Linked DNA regions of Homo sapiens: region 2 is linked to region 1. A link is a contact called in ENCODE Hi-C data. All regions are on one chromosome and are shown on one strand. Each heading gives the region's core, a stretch centred on a gene start or an enhancer-like site at or near the end of the contact. The rest is flanking DNA. Distances are from core to core; before and after follow the strand shown.

Region 1 (4,009 bases), core at 1,456-3,955:
ATAATCTTAATATTATGAGATTTCAAGATTTACTAGAAAGCTTCAGTAATCAAGATAGGGTTGTAATTTACAGTAAATCTTGAAATCTGTTAATATTAAGTCCCTAAACTTCATGTTTTTTTCAAAATTTTTTGGACATTTATGGAGTCAGGTCCCACAGTAATATGTATATAATGTGTATATACACACATATGAAAGACATAGATCAAATGAGCAGAAGAGAGTCCAGGAATAGACCACATATATATGGCCAAGTGATCTTCTGTATCTTTTTTAGATTATTTATAATGAACACAGCCATCGCTTCCTAAGTTGACCAATGTACTTTCATTTGTGGTTCTGTGATTAGTTCTATGACAGCAATAGTGTCACTATACTTTTTCCCTTTTCATACAATGCTTGGAAGGATTTGCACTTTTACAATAGCCTTTGTGTAGAAGAGGATATAAGTAAATATGAGTATTGTAGTGTAAGTATATAAAAATGATGGCATTGAAACATTTCTAATTTTTTTAATATTAGAAAAATCTAAGACTAAAATGTGTTTATTTTAAACATGAGACATAAAGTAAATTAAATTCTGAGCAATAATAATGTTATAAAAAAAGTTGATGATTGTTCATCAATTAATTCTTGATAAAAGTGCCAAAGCAATTCAATGGAGAAAGGATAATCTTTATAACAAATGGTGTGAAAACAATTGATATCCATGTGCAGAAAAGACCTCAAATCTTACCTCATATCTTGCATAAAAATTAACTTGATATGGATCATCATAAACATAAACATAAGAGTGAAAATTGCAAAACTTTTAGAAGAAAAATTAGAAAAAAATCTCAGTGACCTTGGGTTAGGCCAAGGAGGCTGGAGCCCAGTCAGTGAAGGAGTGAGGAACCAGTTACGATGGGGAAGTGGACAGGGCTGATCGTGTTCAGGTTTGTTTCATTTGTCAAGAATGTTTTATAAAGTGGTTGAATACCTCTAGAAAGAGGTACATGGTGTTTGGCTGTCTCTTGATTTATGTTTTAAAATGGTCATCTTGGCTGTCATTTGGAGAATGGTTCCCAGTGAGGGCCAAGTGTAAAGAGGGGGTTCGATAAGGAGGATTGACACTGTTACATGGCTGAGATGAGAGCTATTGGGGCCTTGTATCAGTGTGATATCAGTAGAGATGGAAAGAAGTGAACAGATGGAGGATATTTGCCTATCACTTTATGGTTTGCAAAAGACTTTCAGATACTTTATCTCTTTTGGTTTTACAACAATCCTTGCGAGGTAGTAAAGATATAATTCTCATTTTGCAAGTAAGGGAATTAGCCTCTGAAAATGTAGATTTGTTTCTATCCATACAGCTAGTAAATGGAAGGGCTGTGTGGGGAAACTCAGTCTTCTTGATACAGTAGAGATGTTGCTTATTCCCTACCAAATTCCCTCCCCTGGAGCCAGAAGAAATCCCACACATGAGCATCATCGCCATAGCTAAATACAGTCACACTTTTTGGCTCTTTTCTGCTATAGCTCTATTTTGGGTTAATTTACCTCGTACTGACTCTCAAACAGTTTAACAGCTATTTCAGGCATCTATTTCTGCTCAAAGATGCACTGCTCCTATTTTTGTAAGCCAGATGATGCAGAGAATAGGTAATGCGATAGGAAAATTTTGCCCCTCATAAATCACTGACTCACATCATAACAAGATTACCAGAGATCCAAATATGTACTGTCTAATGACATCTGTAAAGATGACAGCACATGATTATATTCCTCTTTGATGTTTTAATAGTATTTACACAAAATAAAGACTATTTATAAAAAAGATACAATATTTGATATTTTACAGATATTATCTCCACTATTTTTTGCAATAATGCTGATAGGCTCAAGGACGTTAATTATCCCAAATACTTAGAAAGTGCTTTGTTTCAATGTTTGAATTCAAGTCTCTAAGGCCAAAGGCCAAGTTCTTTCCACCATGATACTGTTTATTAGAAGAAAGAGTAAAACCATTATGTACTTTCCTTCTTGGCATTTAGTATTTCCATCCCAGCCAGCACCAGCAGTGGGAAGCAGGCACGATTTCCCATAATTGAATACTTTAGTAAAGAATTTACAACTCAGAAGCACCACAAAATACAGTTCTTAGACTTTCTTCTAGATCATACCTACAATAAGAATCTTTGATCTTCTGCAGGCGTGACACTTGTTTATTATTTTATTTTACATGACTCCAGCACTCCTTCTCTCTACAAATACTACATGAACAACCCTGCTATTCAGCATAAGTGAATTAAAATGAAATTTTCCCATTTGTTCTTTTTAGGGATTTTTGCAAATGCTCTGGAAATTTGCAAGACCAGTGATTTGTTGACATCAGATCTATAGCCGGTAGCATTGTCAGCTGACAGCTTTCCAAAGAAGATAGGAAGTAATCAGTGCAACCTTTGTGGAAATTTGTTTAATAAAAACCCAGAGCAACATTGAATCTATATTCAACAAGAAAGATCTAAGTCTTAATATTCATATTGAGAAACTGGTTTGGAATGTTGATAAGATAAGTTGAATATAAATTATTACCAAACATAAACCTCTTTGGGGGATTTTGCTTATTTTCATTATCAAATAATGGCAATCAGTTTAGTTTTGCTGGTCAGTGACTAACCCTAAACCTCTTAACCTAGCTGGGAATAGGATGTCAAGCTTTGGTAGTGAGAGCTAGATGGCACTATGGTGTAATTCTGTGGGGTGCCCAATTATGAAGAGTTTGTCTGATTGTGATGATAGAGGTTTCTGGAATAAGAAATTCTGCTCTTTTTTGCTCGTGTCTTCTCTAACTGCACTTCTCTAAGTGCAATATAGTACAACATAGGAAGGCTAGGAAGAAGTTTCTGGTGTAGGAAGGCTGAAGATGAGCATTGTCTTCTGTCTTGCTCATTCACTCCTGCTCTTGATTTCTTTCTGATAAGCTGTGTGTGACATGCACAGATACACACACACACACATAAACACACACACACCCTTGTTGAGACTTTTTCTTTAAAAATCAATTAGGAGTATTTCAGACAAAAGATGATTTACACTCCTTCTAACCCATGTCCCTGATTCAGCAGTTTTTCCCTCTGGTGACACAGGTGCTATTTATAGGTCATACACGAGCTGAGGCCAGAGCCTACTATGTGAACAGCTTGTACTGTGGCAAGAAGGACAATGATTGTGAAAGCTAATCATATGAATTGGGGCATTCTTGTTATACCCTACTAAAACAGGGTGGAGAAGCCAGGGGGAGAAAACATTCCAAGCACATGACATTGATCTAAGAATGTAATTCTCTGCAAGCCTAGTTGCTGAAATTTCCTGCTGAAACCTGATTTATCTAAGAGCTGCTGAAACAACCCCTTGTGTTTTACCTACTGCCTTCAGTCACCAACCAAATCCTGCCAACTCTCCCAGACCTTACTAGTGCCAGTGAGCTTTTGCGAAGGACAATATGTAACGTTTCCTTTTTTAAAAAATAAAACCCCTAACCTCTTTGTTTTTGGGACATGCTAAAGACAGTCTGCATGTATGGCCTGAATTACCATTGTTTCCTCCCCACGAAATGGCTTAATTTCAGAGATTCATCTCTATGCTTTATTTGACTTTGACAGTACTTTAGAATTGGAAGAAGACATTAGCAGTTTCTCAGTTCAACTTCCCACTACCGGATGTTTGAAGTTCATCTCCTTAATTTTGAAAAACATTTGATTTCCTGATATTTGAGTCTATTTGCAGAAGTTTAGGAAGGCTAGGAAGAAGTTTCTGGTGTAGGAAGGCTGAAGATGTCGGCCATGACTGTGCAGTCTCCTATGATAGAGCAAGACAGGATGAAACTGAAGGGCCAGGAGATTAACAAAATGGTACCTTCTAAGTGTGTGCTGCTATGTTACATGGCATCCTGTAGGGGGAGCTAAGCCATTCAACAGCTTTAGCTGTAGCATTTAAGGCAATGATATCTTTTGCGTCTCACAACTCC
Region 2 (3,662 bases), core at 1,088-3,587, 530 kb after region 1:
GCAACAACAAAAATCATAACCTGAAGCTGTTGGGTGAGGGCTCTGGTTTTTGGAAAAGCTTAAAGGTGGGCGAGGGAGGAAGTGTTAGCTCAGCTGGCATTCTTCGCCTTTTGCCCTCACTCTTCTTTCTTTATGCCTGGAAAAAAGAAGTGATAACTCGAGTTCTGACAACCATTCTGTGGCAACAAGGCAAAAAGCACATACTAAAGATGATGACGGTACCAAGGAGGAGGAGACTGGGTGACTGATGGTATTACGGAGTTGCCATACCAGTCCCACATGCCTACCTTCAGATCTCAAATTATGGGGCGGAAAAATAAAAGTTCTCATTTTTAAAGATGATTTTAAGGTCTCTATTTACTAGTGACCAGAAAATTAATTATTAATTTGTCACACCCCAACCCACCAACATGGAGGCCATTATATTCACCTCTTTTCTCCGATCCTGCTATTCTCACATGGCTCTGAGATTCTTCTTCCCTTCCCCAATCTCTAACTATTCCTATTGCTTTCTGCAGAACTTCAGTGCCATTGTAAACTCCCTTGAAACTTGAATCTCTTCATAGGCCTCTTAGCCTTAAATGAAACTTGGATATCCCCTAAGGGCATCAATTCCTTGGAGTCCGCAGGATAAGAATCTCTGGCCAGGAGGGTAGGAGTAGTTCTATCCTTTGTCCCAGTGCTACTTTAAGACCTCCTCCCCTTATATATGAACTCCTGACTTTTTGAGGCTTATGCCATCTGGCTAGATCTTTTCTCCTTGTTGCTGTCACACCTTTGGTTCACAAACTTCCCTAGTTTGTGAAAGACTTCAGAATTTGAGTCACCATTTTCTTCTCCACCCTACCTCCTAACCATGATCCTAGGTGATTTCAATGCCACTCAACATGAAAGCTTCTCTCAGTTCCTAGACTTACATATCTCTAGTGACTGATACTGATCTCCACTCCACACTGGCTACCTCCTTCCATGGCCACACCCTGAATCATATCATCCATTACCATGGAAAGCTCCACTTCTGAAGTGTACAGTGACACAGCTCTTTCCCTGTTATTCCTGGGGTCTCTGTAGGTACCTTAGAAAAGCATTCGGTCCCTTGGCCCATCTACTTTATCCCTTTCTTCAAGCACCTCCTGCCATCACATCTTTCCTTGTTTATAACTTCAACTATAGTTGCTAACATCCTCAATTATCTTTCCTCATCGTACCCTCCTGTAAAAACCTCACCCCTGGGCCAAACTGTTCACCAGAAAATAATAACACCATAATACATGTAATCTCCTAAATCAACTGAATTGTAAATACAACCCATAAATATATATTCTGTCATCAGCACTTTCTCCATGGCCACTTCAAACTTTGTCTACTATCTCTTATTCAAGACTCCTGGTACTAGATGTTTTGGAATTTACAATAATAATCTGGAATATATAGTATATATTATATAATACTCCAAGGGGTCTGGGAAGTCACTCATCATCAAATACATTAATATTTTTACAGCAGTGTGAAGAGTCACACTAAATAGGTTAAATAAAAATGATATACATTAAATGTTTTGTCAAGCTACTGAAACAAAACTGTTTAATGATACACAACTTGATATAAGACAGGTTAGGTTTTACCATTAAACTTATGAAAAAACTTTGGTTTTCAGACATTTTTAGATTATTAGATTTTGGTAACACAGATAAAGATGGTACTATCACGTTTGCTTGGGGATAGGCATTAATCTGGATTCATTCCCACAGGCTACCTTTCACATCCAATTAGTCTCTGAGGCTTTCTGTTCTACCCCACTAAATGTCTTTTGAAGCTCACTGCTTCTGGCTATCCCTTCTGCCATAGCAATTCAGGAAACCAGAATTTTCTCCTGAATTACTTAATAGACTTCTACCTAGTCTCTGTCCCCCTAGACTCCACCCACTTGTTTCCCTGCCTGACCCCAGGGCCCTTTCATCTGTTCTCTATACTGCAGCCAGAGTGACCTCTATAACACAGGTATCATTGTGCTATTCCCCTGAGTAAAACATTTATTTGGATCCCTAATGGCCTCAAGATGAAGTTCAGTTGTCTTAATATGACTTTACGAGGCCCCTGCTGATGTTTCCAGCTTTATCTCTTGCCATTTTCTACCTCCTGGTCAAAGCCCCAGTCTTACTGCACTATTTTTAGATCTCTAAGAGAAAGCTGTTTGCTTTTGTATTTGTACAAGTTGTTCCCTCTTTGACAATGTACTACTAAAAATCACAACTCTTCTTCTTTCAAGATAGAAGCTAAAACTAAAGATAAATTATGAGTGTCAGTATGTGCAGAGGCCTGCGTTAATCACGGCCAAGAAATTGGGGCCTGTCCAATCATCTTAGTCACCATGCACCTATGTTTATTTCTGATTAATCCTTGATTCACTATTTTTTCCCCCAGAGTGTACCAGAATAAGAATCCATGCAGAAGTAATTATGTATCCAAATTCAGATTTGATCAACTACTTATGAAACTGACTTTGCAAAGATTATGACAGTGAGAGGAGTCTAGCATAGCTGACTCCATCTTGCTTCTGGCCTCACAGACTGGCTGTCTTCACTCATTCCTGGGTGTCAGCCAAGCTCACCATGAGAGGAACTTAGTCTATAGTTTAACCTGAAAACAAGAACTAACCCCTTCCTGGCTAGGGAACTGAAAACTGTCTTTGTAAAACTAATGAAAAGCCACAATATTAATATTATGGGAGGGGCCTGAATGCTGCTAAAATGTAGACCTAGGTTCTATAATGCTTTACTGCTCAGGGGTCATGTGGTCCAGAGGTCACAAGATTTGTGATCTCCCCAATTGATCCCATAGGTAACATCACTATCGTAAAACCTAAGATTGGTCTTTTGAGATGTTTTTTTTAGATATGCATTCCGGCAACCGATGGACCTCACCTTGACCCTGACTTATGACTCAACTGATCCTGTGGCCCCACCCAGAGGTAGACTCAGCACAAGAGGACCGTTTTCTACATCTCTATGATTTCATCCCCAGTCAGTCAGCAGTACACACTTCCTAGCCCTTGCCCACCAAATTGTCCATAAAAACCTTAACCTTTGATCCTTTGGGGAGACTGATTTGAGTAATAATTCCATCTCTTATGTGGGCGGCCTCTTGTCAATTAAAATGGTAACTTCAATACCACAGTCTTGGTGAACTGATTTTCTCTGTGCAGGGGGCAGGAAGAACCCGTTGGGCAATTAAACTTATACATACAATTAAATATTTTATATGCTTCTTAAAATTTTATAATCACAAAAGTGGTATCACCAAGTTACAGAACATTTAGAAAAAAAAAAACAGGAAAGACCTATGTTTTCATCATCCTATAAAATATTTGCTATACATAACTGTCTCCTGAAAGGTAAGCTCTGTGAAGATAAGAGCCACATGTATTCTGTTTACTGCTGTGTTCTCAGTGAAGTGTTTTAATGTTTAAAAAATATAAATACAGGCCAGGCATGGTGACTCTCACCTATAATCCCAAAACGGTGGGAGGCTAAGGCTGGAGAATTGCTCAAATCCAGGAGTTCAAGACCAGCCTGGGCAACACGATGAGACCCCATCTTTACAAAAAAAAAATTATTTGGGCATGGTCACACAGCCTATAGTCCTAGCCTCTCAGGAGGCTG

What was found. Hi-C counts contacts between places; a loop is a spot of excess contacts on that map. Pooled maps may share reads with other maps.
Region 2: a loop to region 1 is called in a map of GM12878, with 3 times the contacts of the local background. The contact joins two enhancer-like sites. A Hi-C loop is called at or near these places in 1 of 168 maps with a recorded cell type or tissue (GM12878), 5 of 37 single-sample maps with no recorded cell type and 4 of 50 pooled maps.

The regions. Positions count from the first base shown.
Region 1 is chr1:168,633,651-168,637,659 of GRCh38, forward strand. No RefSeq gene overlaps it. Among named protein-coding and RNA genes, the nearest start is that of XCL1, 59 kb to the left of the region's middle. Within about 2 kb of position 2,706, at least 7 of the 41 ENCODE cell types and tissues checked have a DNase peak (open chromatin) inside an H3K27ac peak, as active enhancers do.
Region 2 is chr1:169,159,079-169,162,740 of GRCh38, forward strand. All of the region lies in intron 11 of NME7 (NME/NM23 family member 7), which reads right to left. Among named protein-coding and RNA genes, the nearest start is that of ATP1B1, 54 kb to the left of the region's middle. RefSeq lists an enhancer at 2,707-2,966. Within about 2 kb of position 2,338, at least 4 of the 41 ENCODE cell types and tissues checked have a DNase peak (open chromatin) inside an H3K27ac peak, as active enhancers do.